3 separate regions of the Homo sapiens genome follow, and regions 2 and 3 are each linked to region 1. A link is a contact called in ENCODE Hi-C data. All regions are on one chromosome and are shown on one strand. Each heading gives the region's core, a stretch centred on a gene start or an enhancer-like site at or near the end of the contact. The rest is flanking DNA. Distances are from core to core; before and after follow the strand shown.

Region 1 (4,942 bases), core at 1,136-3,635:
CTCCCTCATTATTTTAAAATAGAAGTGCTGCGATGATTTTTTTTTTCAAATTTTGAGATACAGGGGAATTGAGAAGACTCTGAGAAGCTAGAATATGAGGTCATACCCACTCACTGGGCTGAGGTAGACACTGTAGGAAAGCCCACAGCGACAAGATTCAGGAGGAAGCCTAGGTTAGCCTAGTGAATTCACCTGCGTGACTTAATAAGTATTTATCACATGATGAAGAATACACTGAGACTATAGGAATTAAGTAAGGTAGCAGCATCCCGTGGAGTCAGAGGCTGACAGGAAACAGGGACTACAGTTTTCCCAAGCTGAGGCAGTGTCTGACCTCACTGTTAGGTGTTAGAGGAATGAGTGCTGGCTCCCAAGCTCAGAATTTAAAGACATGATTTTTGACCCTGGGGGTATTTCAGAAATAAAAGCCTAGATCCAGGAACTCAGATATAAAGATTTAAGTACATGGTGTCAAATAAGAACAAACCTGGAACTAGATAAAGAAAGACTTTTTATCCAAAGGGACTGTTTCAATGAAGGGAGGGGAACTACTGATGTAGGGAGTGTGCTCTGGCCATAACATGTGCACTTGTCTCAGAGGTCAGCAGAAAAGACTCTTCTTTTATAGAAAGAAGTGAATTAGGCTAGAAAGAGCTGGCTTTAGGAGAGTAGGTGGTGTGATGGCACAATCCATCAGGGAGTGTTTTTCTCTAACTGATTCCTGAGAGAGGTGGTTAAGGAGAGATTGTCTGCTGGTTCAGATGGAGGATAAATTGAAGTATAGAGACCTTGGAGAAGGAGAGAAGTTTGGTGGATCAGGTATTTTCCTCAGATTGGTGAGTGAGTGCAAAGAGTTCAGCTCATTATTTAAGAGGCAAGGAATGGGAATTTGAAGGATCTGTGTCTGTTTTTTCCGTAGGTATACAGGGGAGCAACTGTGAGTCTTGTATACGTTACACAGAGAAGAGTGATTCTTTGCAATAAACTGTTTCCCAGGACAAAAGAGGGTGGGAGGGTTTCTTCAATTATCACTATTGTTCAGGATCACAAGGCTCAGGTAAAATTCAACATTGTCAAGGGAACAAAGGACCTAGAACCCTCATGCTAGTCCAAGCTGCAAGTATAATTCAATACTGAATCCTCACATGCAGGACCTAACTCTCATCCTACTTAAAATCATGACTGATCAGACAAACTCAAGTTGCATGAACTGGTCCTAGGGGTGGGAGAGGAATGGTGCACAGATGAAGAGGCAGGTAGGGTCAGACCCGAAGCAACGGGTGTGCTAGTCCCACTCTGTTGGGTCACCGAATCCCTCTTACAATACGGGTTTCATTGCAGAGCTTTCTGTAGATGAGTTTCTTGTATTGTTGCATAACAAGATCTTAAACCAGAAGGTGAAAAATCAGTTGTGACTGCAATAATGACTGCATTGCAAATCCAAGTAACTTTCATTACACAAATCTAAACTAATTCTGAATTTTCCGAAAGCAGAAGACTACGTTTTGTTATTTTACATTGGGAAAATTGTAATGTCCCCAGCCCGACAGAAATGCCCACTGATTCCTCCCAATATCATTAAAAAACATTTAAACTTATAAAGGAAAATTTGCAAAACATTTGTGCACGTTATAAAATGATCTTCAAGCCATCTACATAATTATTTAACAATTAATGAACTATTTGAGGCTTTGCTTGCAAAATACAATATCAGATAAAAATTATGTTTTGCTTTACACTGAAGGAACATACTGCTGCACCATGTAGATAAATCATAAGATAGTGTGTTAGTACTGTGCAATGGGTGCAGATAGCATTCACCAAGATAAGAAAAAAAGGCACCTCACATGATGTTATCCTACTGCTTGAAGAGTTCCTTGAGTGGGGCTGAGTATCGAAGTGGAGGAGATGGTCACAGGTATTTGCGTGGGGAGAAAGGCAGCAGGACTGAAAGGGCAGATCTGAGGGTTATTCATGTGCAAATCCAAAGATTTGCAGACTTTTAAAGTGTAGACAGAGGAAGAGGTTGAACAGAACTCAAAGATATACTCTAGTGATAAGAGTTTATGGTTCTTATTATAACCATAAACTCTTGTTTATGGTTGTGCCTGGAATTACCTTTTTTGAACGGGATGCTTCAATTTGTATTATGAATAATTATGCTATCTGCATGAACTAAATCTTTTAATTGATATACTTAATCCTTTAATGGATTTTTCTAGGCAGCGGTTAATTTTAATATTTAGTTAAGAAATTATCAGTCTTCTGTGGGTTAACTGTTTTTTTTTCTATCTCCTGGAAACTTTTATAAGTTTCTTTCTACCCCTGATATTCTTCAGTTTCATTATGACGTAACTAGATACAGACTTTGAAAGTTTACCCTGTTGCACATACACCCAGGAAACACCTGTGAAGTTATGTCTCTTTTTACTTCAGGGATATTCTAAGCCACTATCTCTTCAAATGTTGCCTGTTCACCATTCCATCTAACTCCAACTCCAGGTGAATGTCGGAGCTTCTCAATTTATCCTTACTCTTTTACGATCATTTTTATGTTTTCTTTGTTCTAAATTTCTCTGTAATTCAGGTTGAGTACTCTGGTGCTGTCTTTTGTTACAGGTATTTAGACAAGCATGAGCAGGCCAGGAAAGGGCCCTCCCTCATCCACTAGGAATGTCAGGTGATGGTTCGACAATGATCACTTTGCCTCTCTAAAAGTGATAAATTGTCAGCGTGTGCCAGGGAGAGGCCATTTACTGATACCCCACAGCTGTTGCAGTAAAGTGTTCATTGAATGCAGGCGCCTGGGAGAAGTAACTTCCTGGGCATGTGCATGAAGAGACAAAATGGCGGAGTATGACCCACTCGGGGCACTCCACAGGAAAAGGGAAGAAAGCCTCAGACCGGCATGTGCACAGCTTCTTAAACACACTGCCTGTGCTCACTTCCCAAGGCTAAGGAGGACACCGTGCATCTGGGAAATAATGCCCCCCCTGAGGGAAGAATCATGGGAAAGGGGCAAGCCTACAAAGTCCTGGGGTCAAGGTTAAACACTGCACCTGACCTCAGTGCCCACTTGGGACTCTTCCAAGCGTACTTTGTTTTCTTCCCTGTTCTAAAGCCTTTTTAAATAAACTTCCACTCCTGCTCTGAAACTTGTCCCGGTCTCCTCTTCTGCCTTATGCCCCTCAGTTGAATTCTTTCTTTTGAGGAGGCAAGAACTAAGGTTGCTGCAGAGCTCTACAGACTCACCGCCGGTTACTTGGATACCTTCCACTGGTAACATACTTGGGGCCATGAGACTTGGATATTTGCCACCACAACATTTTAATTCCCTAACACCTTATTCTTATTACACATTAATTACCCTGTTGAAATTTATTTTTTTATACTTTCTAACTGGCTCTTTAAATAGTCTCTTTCTACTTGGTTTGTGTTCGCTTTCTGTTCTATTGCTCTTATTTTGTCTCTTTGGATGCCACTCTCTCTTTTGGAAGACTGCTCTCTCACTTGCACTTTCTTTGGGATGAATGCTTTCTTTAGTGAGTTTGTGGAGCTCAGACTTCCATCACTGGGACTGTCTTTCTTCACGTGCTTTGGAATTTTAGTTTCCAGGCTTGTCTCAAGTTGTTTCATGTGTATGTTCACCTGTGCTTAATTTTCCCCTCCCTGTCTGCACACAGATATAATAGCACCCACTTATTTGCAGTTTCACTTCTGTGTTTTCAGTTACCTTTGGTCTGTGAACCCAAAATAACTCAGTCATATCTCAGTCAATTTAGAAAGTTTATTTTGCCAAGGTTAAGGACGCACCAGTGACTCAGCCTCAGGAGGTCCTGATAACATGTGTCCAAGGTGTTTGGGGTACAGCTTGCTTTTATACATTTTAGGGAGACATAATACATCAATCAATACATGTAAGATTTACACTGATTTGATCTGGAAGGGCGGGACAACTCGAAGGTGGGAGGGGGGACTTCCAGGTCGTAGATAGATGTAAGCATATTTTAATTGGCAATTGGTTGAAAGAGTTATTATCAGTAGAACAGAATGTCTGGGTTAAGATAAGGGGTTGTGGAGACCAAGGTTTTATCATGCAGATGAAGCCTCCAGGTAGCAGGCTTCAGAGAGAATAGGTTGTACATGTTTCTTATCAGACTTAAAGTCTGTGTTGATGTTCATGCTGGAAGGGTAGAATGAGGTTAGGTCCAACCCCCTCTTCCATCATGGCCTGAACTAGATTTTCAGGTTAACTCTGGAATGCCCTTGGCCAAGAGGAGAGGTCCACTCAGATGATTGGGGGCCTTAAAGTTTTATTTTTTGTTTATAGGTCTACGGTGGCCCAGAAATATTAAATAAAAAATTCCAGAAATAAACAATCATAAGTTTTAAATTCTTTCTGAATAGCATGATGAAATCTCTCACCATCCTTCTCATCCTGCCCAGGACAAAAATCCTCCCTATGTCCAGTGGATCCACACTGTCTACACTCCCTGCCTGGTAGTCACATAGCAGCCATCTCAGTTATCAGATTGACTGTTGTGGTATCACAGTCCTTATATTCAAGTCACCCTTGTTTTACTTAAGAACGGCCCCAAAATGCAAAGGTAGTGATGCTGGCATATTATCATAATTGTTGTATTATTAGTTATTGCTGTTAACTCTTTCTGTGCCTAGTTTATAAATTAAACTTTACCATAGGTACATATATAAGAGAAAACATAGTACATAGAAGGTTTGGTGCAACCTGTGGTTTCAGTGTTCACTGGGGGCTTTGGGACACATCTTCCTTGGAGAAAGGAGACTACAGTGCTACTAAGGCTTCAGGGGCCCATTAAGGCCTAGTTCAGAACTCGGTTCATATCAGCTCTTCAGCCCTGTCGCTGCAGGGACACACGATGGTAAGTGAGCCTCACTGGTCCCTGCTCACAGAGGTCTCCTC
Region 2 (4,942 bases), core at 1,128-3,627, 4.4 Mb before region 1:
AAATATCAACAATCAGCAAAGCTAAACATTTAACATTTACTCTTCTAAGAAAAACTAATAATAATGAAAATGACAAAAACAGGTCATTCCAGAAAAATAAAGATACAAGTAACTATGTAAGTGATGCAGGACACGCAAGCCCCAAAGTGGGGCTTAGCAGGTGAGGGTTCTTGGCTTCACTCAAGGATGAGCCAGTGGTAGTGTTACCAGTGGAGGTTGTCCAGGTTCTTGGTGTTTTGAACTAAGAATTGGACAAAATCCACAAAGCAATGAAAAAAAAAAGCACAGATTTATTAAAACAAAAGTACACTCCACAGAGTGGGAGTGGGCTCAAGCAAGTGGCCCAAGAGCCCAGGTACAGAATCTTGGGGGTTTAAATACCCTCTAGAGGTTTCCCATTGGTTACTTGGTGTATGCCCTATGTAAATGAAGTAGTGACCCACAGTTGGTTGGCTTGGTTGTGGGAAGCGAACAATCAGAGGCTGAATTGAAGTTACAGCATTATATTCCCATACAAATGAAGACTTGGCCCACGACCAGTCTGATTGGTTGCAGGAGGGGACTCATCAGAGGTACTTTCAATTTTTCATCTGCCACTCAGAAAAAAGGGGGAGGTATTGCAAAGGGAATAGCTTCTGGTTCTTTGGTAACTTGGGCATGGAAAGTTGGGGTTTTCCTTTTGATTTCGTTCTAGGAAGTCAGCGTGAATCAGCCTTAGGTTCCCTGCCTCCAGACCCTATTCTCCTGCCTCAGTAGGGTGGAAGGAAACAGCTGTATGGAAGCAGCAGGGTTACAGGTCAGGCAGTGTGACAGCCCCAGGACTGCTCCCGTGGGGCAGGGCTCCCCACAGGCGGCGCGCTGAGGGCAGGGCTCCCGAAGTCAATGCGTCCAGGGCAGGGCTCCCCACAGGTGTTGTGACAGCCCCGGGGCTGCTCCTGCCAGGCAGGGCTCCTCATAGGTGGTGTGCTGAGAGCAGCAGCTCAGGGCAGGTCTGCAGTCAGGTTTGTACCCACTTTTAATTACATGTAGACTAAGGGGCGGTTTATGCAGAAATTTCTAGGGAAGGGGTAGTAACCGTTGTGTAGTGGGGTCATTGCCATGGAAGTGGGTGGTAACGCCTGGGGGTTGCCACGGCAATGGTAAACACTGGTGGGTGTGTCTCATGGAAAGCCGCTTCCGCCCTGGCTGTGTTTCAGCTAGTCCTCAATTGGGTCTGGGGTCCAAGTCCCACCTCTGATCTCATAAGAAGTTGTTACGGATTGTACTGTGTCCTCCCCAAAATCTACGTGTTAAAGTCCTAACCCCCAGAACTTCAGAATGTGCCCTTATTTGGAAATAGAATATTTGCACGTGTGATTAGTTAAGATGGGGTCATTAGGGTGGCCCTAAGCCAGTGACTGGTGTCCTTATAAGAAGGAGAAATCTGGACACAGAGACAGACGGGCATCAAGGGAAGATGATGTGAGGACACAGGGAGAAGACGGCCATGTACAAGCCAAGGAGAGGCTGACACAGAGCATCCCTCGCAGCCTCAGAGGGAGCCAGTCCTGCCCACACCTGATCTGGGACCGTGGCCTCCAGAACTGAGTTGGCCAATGTCTGCTATTGAAGCTGCCAGCCACAGTGCTTTGTTGTGGCCGCCCCCACAAGCTCACACAGGGGTGGAGAAGCAGACGTTGCCACAGGTGTCACGTAAATCAAGACAGTGCTATGCCAATGTCATGCCAAGGCAGTTGATATTTGGGCCAGGCGCAGTGGTGCACACCTGTAGTCCTAGCACTTTGGGAGGCCGAGGTGGGTGGTGGATTGCTTGAGCCCAGGAGTTTGAGATTAGCCTAAGCAACATGGCAAGACCCCATTGCTACAAAAAAATACAAAAATTGGCTGGGCATGGTGGCTCAGGCCTGTAATCCCAGCAATTTGGGGAGCTGAGGTGGACAGATCAATTGAGGTCAGGAGTTCAAGACCACCCTGGCCAATATGGTGAAACCGCCTCTACTAAAAATACAAAAATTAGCCAGGTGTGCCTGTAGTCCCAGCTACTCAGGAGGCTGAGGTGGGAGGATCGCCTGTGCCCAGGGAGGTTGAGACTGCAGTGAGCTGAGATTGCACCACTGCACTCCAGCCTGGACAACAGAGTTAGACCTTGTCTTGAAAAAAAAAAAAAAGACAGTTGTCATTTTAGGTCAAACGGACAAATTCTTTAAACAAAATATAATAAAACATCAAGGGGAAATAGAAAATCTGCATGGTATTATTATCACAGAAGTTACAAAAATTAAAACAGTAGTGAAAAAAATATCCCACAAAGGAAACCGCAGACTTAGGCGGTTTCATCAGTTGCATCCACAAATGCCTTAGGGGATGATTTTAGACAACAGACAGGAGGAAATGGTCTCAGCCTCACCGTCCGTGGCCACGGCAGCTTCAGTGAGCCAGCCCTGCACAATCAGCTCTGCAAGGTGTGATTGGAGGGAACAGGAAACAGAAAACACAAAGAGAAGCCACCCAGAGGGTTGGTGAGGATACAAAGGGTTTTCAACGCCGCTAGTCAGCAGGGAAATGCACATTTAAACCGCGAAAAGGCTCCACTACACACCCACCAGAGTGGCTAAAATTAGACAGCAGCATTGTGTGCTGGAGAAGGGGTGATGCCATGGGGCTCACATGCCACAGTGCACAGCCAGAGTGGCACAGACCCCTTAGAACACGGGTGACATGTACTGGAGCTCAGCACACATGCACCACAACAGCCATGTCCCCCCTGGGTCTGTGCCCAAAGGCAGGCACAGCCACGTGCATGATTTGATCCGTAACGGCCCCGGTTCGTGCCATGGAATGCCACATGGAAGAAAGTCACAATGAGCACCGCTTGCGACAACACAGATGGACGCCAGACAGAGCCCAGCCCGAGAACCTGGGTACCAGAGCTCCCAGCATGACTGTTCATGTGTGGGACTTGGACCCGGTGACCCATGGGCTGGGTTCACCCGCCTGGTTTCCACTGAGAGGGCCCCGTGGGGCCGGGGTCTGTCTGTAGCCTGACTCGGGTGCTTGGTGCTGGAGTCTGGAAGCATGCAGGGCTTGTTGAGCTGCACGGGGTGCATCTGCCATGACACTGTGTGGAAATTGTATAGCAACAAGTTTTTTAAAAGTGCCTGCCGGCCTGGTGCAGCAACTCATGCCTGTAATCCCAGCACGTTGGGAGGCCAAGGCGGGCAGATCACGTGAGGTCAGGAGTTCAATACCAGCCTGGCAACATAGTGAAACCCCATCTCTACTAAAAATACAAAAATGAGCCGGGCGTGGTGGCAGATGTCTGTAACCCCAGCTACTCGAGAGGCTGAGGCAGGAGAATCGCTTGAACCCGGGTGGCAGAGGTTGCAGTGCCAGCCTGGGTGACAGAACGAGACTCCGTCTCAAAAAAAAAAAAAAAAAAAAAGTGTCTGCCTCTCAGTGCACCAGCTGAGTCCAGCCAGCAGGACAGAAGCCACTGGGACATCACACTGAAGGTTCAACAAGGGAAATGGCAGGATGAGGGGGAGGTGGGCATGTCCCCCCAGACATCCCGGTTCAGCCCCAGAACCGCGGATGTGATCCCACGTGCCAGAGTGGACTCGGTGGCCACCATCACACTTGGATCTTGGATGGGAGATGATGCTGGGTAATCGTCTGGGACTGATGTAACCACAGAGGGTCGGGGTGAGAATCAGGGATATGACCACGGAGGCAAAGGTTAGGGTGAGGCGAAGAAGGCCACAAGCCCGGGAATGCAAGGAGCACAGCTCTCGAGGTGGAGAGCACGAGGAACGGAGCACCTGGAGCCCCTGGAGGGCAGGGCCTGCCCACACCCCAGTGGCCGCGCAGGGAGGTCTGGTCTGGACTCCTGGCCTCCAGAACCATCAGAGAACAAATATGCTGCTTGAAGCATGAAAGCTGTGGGGATGGTGGCCGTGGCTGGGGGACACTCAGGCGGTGGCTTTTCTGGGACCAGTGTCTCTGCAGAGGCTGCTGCTCTGAAAGCATGGTGGGCCACAGGGCGCCACACCCCCTTGGGTCCTGTGCCTGCTTCAGGAAAGGGGTAAGCAGTGTGGTATACGCCAAGACCTCCTCCTGGTTTCCCTCCTCCGCATGGATCACTCCTCGAACACAGCCCCTGCTTCGTCAGGGTTCCGTAGCCTCACCTATCGCAGGCTGCACCCCATCCTTCCTCCAGACCCCTGGCCTGTGGGGCTTACCGGGGCCGAGGCCAACAGACTGATCTCGTTGCCAAAGACCCAACAGCCACCAAACTGGCTTCAACAGGGCTATGTGTGGCAGGTACTTCACAGGGGGACGTGTTCTCATTTTCCTTGGCTTTCTAATAAACTCTGGTCTAAAGAAAATCTCTTCTATAAAATGAGTGGCCAGTGCCAAGGGGTAGAGACAGAAGCTCCTTCTGGACACTGGCTGCTCCAGTAGAGCCCATCCTGCCCAGGTACGGAGCCCACCAGCTGCGATCAGGACACTGCAGTTCCACCGTGGGGGACCCCGGGCCCTCACCTTGTCAGTCCTCTGTTTCAGCTTCGAGGGCTTTGACACAGTCTAAAATCCACAGGTACTTAGCGCATTTCTAAGTCCCACCTCATGATCAATCATAAGACAGGGCTTTGATGGTATGCAGAAATATCAATGAAATCCAAGAGGAAAACAGAACTAAACTCATCGGGATGAATGACAGATAAACCCTTTAAGCATGTTTCAAGTCGCCCAGGTGGAGCCTCTGTTGGTCAGTGAAGCTTCAGGGTTCCCATGAGATGGATCTGCATGAGGCTCAGTCCTCTCTTGAAACACTGCCCATTTGCAGGAGCGCCGGCCCACAGGGCAGAAGTCAGACTGTCAGAGCAAGTGCCGGTCCTGAAGCTGGAAGGACTTTCAAGGCTCATTCCCCAAACTCATTTTT
Region 3 (4,942 bases), core at 1-2,500, 4.0 Mb before region 1:
AGTGGACAGGAGAAATGTAAACAGGCTCCGGGAAACGAGTGGAGACGGGCAGTAGTTTCAACTGGTTACGGCTGTTTTCCCCAACATTATGAAAAACTTCGGACATAGAGAAAAAGGGAAAGAACTGTACGGTGAACACCCATATACTTGCCACCTAGATTCTACCCTTAGCTCGCTTATCCCTGCCTTTTCAGGTATCTACCCGTAACTCCATTCGCCTTCCTTTTTGTGTGTGTCCGGGTGAGTTGCAGACGTGGCTGCGTCCACTCCGCGCTCCCTGCAGGCCCCAACGCTTCATCGCAGCGCCCACTTTTTCCACCTGACCCGGCGAACACCGGGCGGGCCGCTGGAGTTTATCAGCTCCAGGACAAATCTGCCTCTGACCACCACGTTTGCTGGGACATCTTTGGGACCGGAGGTTTTCATGTGCATTCTTGTTTCTCATGCCTTTCCTCCTCTTTATCATCTTCCCCGCCACTCATCCATCTCTAGTGTTTTGTTCTTGGAGTCACGTGGTCCTCAGGCTCTGACCACAGCAAAAGAAAAGCTGGATGCTGGAGCTTAAGCTGGGATTTATACCCAAGTCAACTCTAAGCAAAACGGGCCTTTTTAGAGGCTGTATTTGCATGCTGTAAAATCAGTCGGTGTACTAGGCTTTGTTGCAGAAATCCCCAATATACGTTTCCTCTGCGGCTCCCCGTAACCACACACAGGAACGCTTGCCTTGAACGAGGAGAATGCACTTCCAGTCTCGTCTGCTAAGCAGTTGACTCCTTCACCCAATAATTTTGATATTTAAATGTCTCATGATTATCGGTTACCATAAGAATATAAACAATGTATTTTCAGTTTACATCCTCCCCTGCCTGTCCGCTAAATAAGAACCACTGGGTACTCCTAATCGCTGAAGGTTTCGCACACCATTGCCTGCCTCATCAGGGCCCTAGCTCTAGCCTGCGGCTGCAACTGCATGAGGCTGCACCTGCCGGCGCAACGGGGCCGCTTAACTTTTAGGCCATTGATGAAAAGTCAAACAAGCGCACAGTACTCGGTGTAATCAGGGGCATTTTTAGCGAGATACCTGGGATGAAAACGGGTGACCACCTGAATCAGAGAGCAGCTCCGGCGCACCCTCTGCCCCGACCCGCGCTCCCCGCCCCCAGGGCGAAATAAATACCGGGTGTTTGGCGCCGCCAGAAGCCGTGCGCATGCGTTAGCGCTAAGCGGGACGTTGCGCCGGGTCAAAGGCCAGCGGCGCAAAATGGCGGCGGCGATGACCTTCTGCCGGCTGCTGAACCGGTGTGGCGAGGCGGCGCGGAGCCTGCCCCTGGGCGCCAGGTGTTTCGGGGTGCGGGTCTCGCCGACCGGGGAGAAGGTCACGCACACTGGCCAGGTAACGGCCGCTGGGTACAGGATGCACCTTCCTCCAGCCGCACCTCGGGCGACTGGTGGCAGTGGGCTCGCCGGGCATCCGCGGCCCTGGTTCTGCGCCGGCAGCGCAGGTCGTGGTAAGGTTGTGCTGTCGCTCACGCGCCGGGGAGGACGCCCGCGAGTCGGGACGGTGGTGGCAGCCTGTAGCGGTGGGTCTCGTCCTTCCAGGGCCTGCGGGCTCTGGAACGGGAAGTCTCCCCAGCGGGCAGCACTTGCTGTGGACTGGCTGCCCATAGGCGATTTGTGGCAGCCGATTATTTGGGTCAGAACGTTTAGAATTTGTGTAATATTCAATAATAAATTTTAGTAACCTGAGAAGTCGGTTGTAGTCCAAGGCACAAAAAAGCCCTAAGCCAAAATGAAGAACAAAGGTACCTGTGTATACTGGAATGTGCCCTAGTAGATTTAATGGGGGGATAGTAAAGCTCTCAGGCCATATGCCAAAGAAGGTTGGGGGCGGTTCTCCTCGGTCAGGATTTGTCTCTCCTCCTTAGCTCCACCTTCCCGGGCTATGTCTCTGTGCTGCTCTCTGATCCAGGTGACCACCCGTTTTCATCCCAGGTATCTCGCTAAAAATGCCCCTGATTACACCGAGTACTGTGCACTTGTTTGACTTTTCATCAATGGCCTAAAAGTTAAGAAAAACACTTTCCTGTAATATTTATGATTGATATGAAGTGACTTTCAGAATTAGGCCGTAAAAGTCACACATGGTCTTTTTGTTTTTTTCCAGGTTTATGATGATAAAGACTACAGGAGAATTCGGTTTGTAGGTCGTCAGAAAGAGGTGAGTAAAAAATCTAGTGAAGAGAGGTAAGCTTTCCTAAAACTTTTATGTAACCAACAAGAAATAAAAATTAATATATAAGATTTAAATAAATTTTCCCCATATTGCAAGCACCCTAACAGTTCTGGATGGGGTTCTTCCTTTCTTAAAATCTTAATTGTGTCTATTTCTGACTTGTTTCCCCCTGAAATACATAACATTGTAGCCGTAGTTCTGGTTTGCATATAAATGGAAGTGATCTTTTTTAAAATTCTTGTCCCTTATTCTCCTGAGACTCTCAGATTTAAGTAAATCATATCAACTTTAAAAAAATTATTCTTTTAACCACCTGGAGGTGTGTTTTTTATAGTTTTCACCAAATAAATTAGTGTGTGTTTTTTACAGGGACTTACACTGACAAGCTGAAAATGGCACATGAGTTTTTCTTCCCTTAGTGGGTCTGTTAGCTCTATGCATTGTAAGGGAAGATCAGTTCAGGTGCCTGTGAGTGACCACTGGAGAAAGAATGTTGAAATTAGAATCCTTCTGCCTAAATCAGCCTATTTTTTTTTTTTACCTGACTCCTTCTCTATCACTCATGTCAATGAGCTCCTGAATTCGTAATTAGATCAGGCATGCCTCCATGATTCCTGAATTTGCTTCCTGAAGGATGCTGTGAAGTGTCCTTCACAGCCACCTTATTCATTCTTTTTCCCACTTTGGTTAGCCTGGTGTTCTTCTTGTTAACACCGTAGCTATCCCTAAATCATGTATTTTCCCTTCTCCTTCAATCTTGGTTACGTTATCCATTCCCAGTGTGTAGTTTTTGTACGTCTATTCCAGAGCTACAGGGCATTCCAGAAAAGCTCACATGATCATGAATTGACTATAAATTCACATTCTCAAAATTCAGCTGGTTCACTGTTGTGTGGTTTGATGGGTGGGTGTCAGAAAAGTTTGTTTTATAGTGGTTGATTATTTGGCAATGCCACTTGAGTGTTGGGTTGAGAAAGATCCTGAGGCCTGATGCACATTCAGTGGAAGAGTGTGCCATGATTGATTAGTGATGTCTACCAGGATCATGGTGGTGGAGAGGGGCTTGTGTCTGGTGGGTTTGCCTCTCGGAGTAGAAGCTGTGTGGACTTGCAGTCTAAAAATTGTGAGGTTGAATCACAGCATGGGTTCAGTTTTCTCATTTGTGAAATGGAACCATGTGAATATTTTTAATTGAATCATAAGTCTCCAGTGATATCACACTGTCAGTTGTCGAGTAAGTGGTGTATAGGGTAAGTGCTCTTTCTCTCCATCCTCAGAAACCCTTTTCTGTTTGTTGTTTGAATTGTTAGTGTATTCCCAGTAGAAGCATCTGTTCCATGTGCCACATTCTCCAATGCTGTATCCCAGTGATTCACACAAAGGAGCTCATGGCATTGCGAATGGGACATTTCTTCCGTGTGCAGGCTGTCCTGGGCATTCTTGTTAGGTATATGAACTTGACATTTGGAAGGTGGAAACCGATGGATGTTGAAAGGATTTGCAGGCCCTTTGGTTTCTTTTGGCAGTGATCGTGGAGAAGGGGAGGTTTCTCTTAGTGTGGATGCGGTATGGTTTCTTTTAGTGGTGACCGTGGAGAAGGGGAGAAACCGATGGATGTGGGGAGGGTTCGCAGGCCCTTTGGTTTCTTTTGGCAGTGACCGTGGTGACGGAGGTTTCCTGGGCATCGATGGGTGGTTGTTACTGAGGTAGTGGCTGGACTCTACATCCTTGCTTTGTGGGTGTTATGGCACGGTCGTGGGGGCAAGGTAGGAGCCCCAGATTGAGCAGTTCTGGAGCAGATTGGTCCTGAAGCCCTTGGGCTCATTCATGCAATCTGGCTTCCAGCCCAGCTCCCTATCTCAGCTCTTGTAGTGACGAAGCAAGTATGTGGGTCCCTGTCACAAACGCCTCTCTGCTGAACATTCTTTGTGTAGCTTCTGGTTTCTGGTTGGTGTAGCATAGGGTAGTGGGAAACAACTTAAACCAAACAGAATCAGGATTGGCGAAGCCAGTGAGGGGTGGGTACGGGATAGTGTGATAGTAGTGTCTGTGACCGGCAGCTCACCCAGGGCGTCCTGGTTGTGACCTCAACGCTCCAGCCGGCCTAGCCTCCAGTGCCTTCCCCCATTCAGCATCCTGAGTGTCCAGGGCACGTCTTGGCCTCACACCTTGGAGGTTCAAGGCATGTTGATAACATGATGAGTGGGCATCCTGCCCAAGCTTTCCTTCTTTCAACACAAATTTGGTGTTTAGTACTATTTTTAGTAGTAGTTGTTTGGCTTCTGAGAGACTTAATTTTTTGGAACACTTTTAGATTTACAGAAAAACTGAAGAAAGTAGGGTTTTCACAGCCCCCCAGCTCAGTTTCTGCTGTTTACTGCCATCTCTCATTAGTGTGCTGCCTGTGTCACAGTTGATGAGCTGATACTCATACATTATTACTAACTCAAGTCCACAGGTTCACTCTTAATGTTGTATGTTCTAGGGTTTGGATAGATGTGTAATGACATGTATTCACTGTGACAGTGTTGTACCGAGTTCACTGCCCTAAAAATCCTCTGTGCTCTGCCTGTTCATCCCTCCCTCTGCCCAACCCCTGGCAGCCCCTGATCGTACTGTCCTCTAGTTTTGTCAAGTAATACTTTAAGAAGTAAACTGGGCCAGGCACAGTAGGCTTATGCCTGTCATCCCAACACTTCGGGAGGCCAA

Evidence for each region. Hi-C counts contacts between places; a loop is a spot of excess contacts on that map. Pooled maps may share reads with other maps.
Region 2: a map with no recorded cell type shows a loop between it and region 1 (19-fold over the local background). The contact joins two enhancer-like sites. A Hi-C loop is called at or near these places in 9 of 37 single-sample maps with no recorded cell type and 4 of 50 pooled maps.
Region 3: a pooled map shows a loop between it and region 1 (6-fold over the local background). The contact joins the promoter of NDUFS6 here to the enhancer-like site in region 1. A Hi-C loop is called at or near these places in 9 of 37 single-sample maps with no recorded cell type and 5 of 50 pooled maps.

Annotation. Positions count from the first base shown.
Region 1 is chr5:5,749,311-5,754,252 of GRCh38, forward strand. No RefSeq gene overlaps it. Among named protein-coding and RNA genes, the nearest start is that of ICE1, 330 kb to the left of the region's middle. RefSeq lists enhancers at 3,411-3,470, 3,621-3,760. Within about 2 kb of position 2,386, at least 3 of the 41 ENCODE cell types and tissues checked have a DNase peak (open chromatin) inside an H3K27ac peak, as active enhancers do.
Region 2 is chr5:1,310,719-1,315,660 of GRCh38, forward strand. No RefSeq gene overlaps it. Among named protein-coding and RNA genes, the nearest start is that of MIR4457, 3.8 kb to the left of the region's middle. RefSeq lists an enhancer at 2,310-2,379. Within about 2 kb of position 2,378, at least 3 of the 41 ENCODE cell types and tissues checked have a DNase peak (open chromatin) inside an H3K27ac peak, as active enhancers do.
Region 3 is chr5:1,800,157-1,805,098 of GRCh38, forward strand. NDUFS6 (NADH:ubiquinone oxidoreductase subunit S6) reads left to right here and starts at 1,251. Exons shown (of 4, transcript NM_004553.6): 1 at 1,251-1,393; 2 at 2,165-2,218. The coding sequence starts at 1,262. It also overlaps a transcript of MRPL36 not described here. RefSeq lists enhancers at 641-690, 751-880, 1,060-2,047, 1,491-1,630.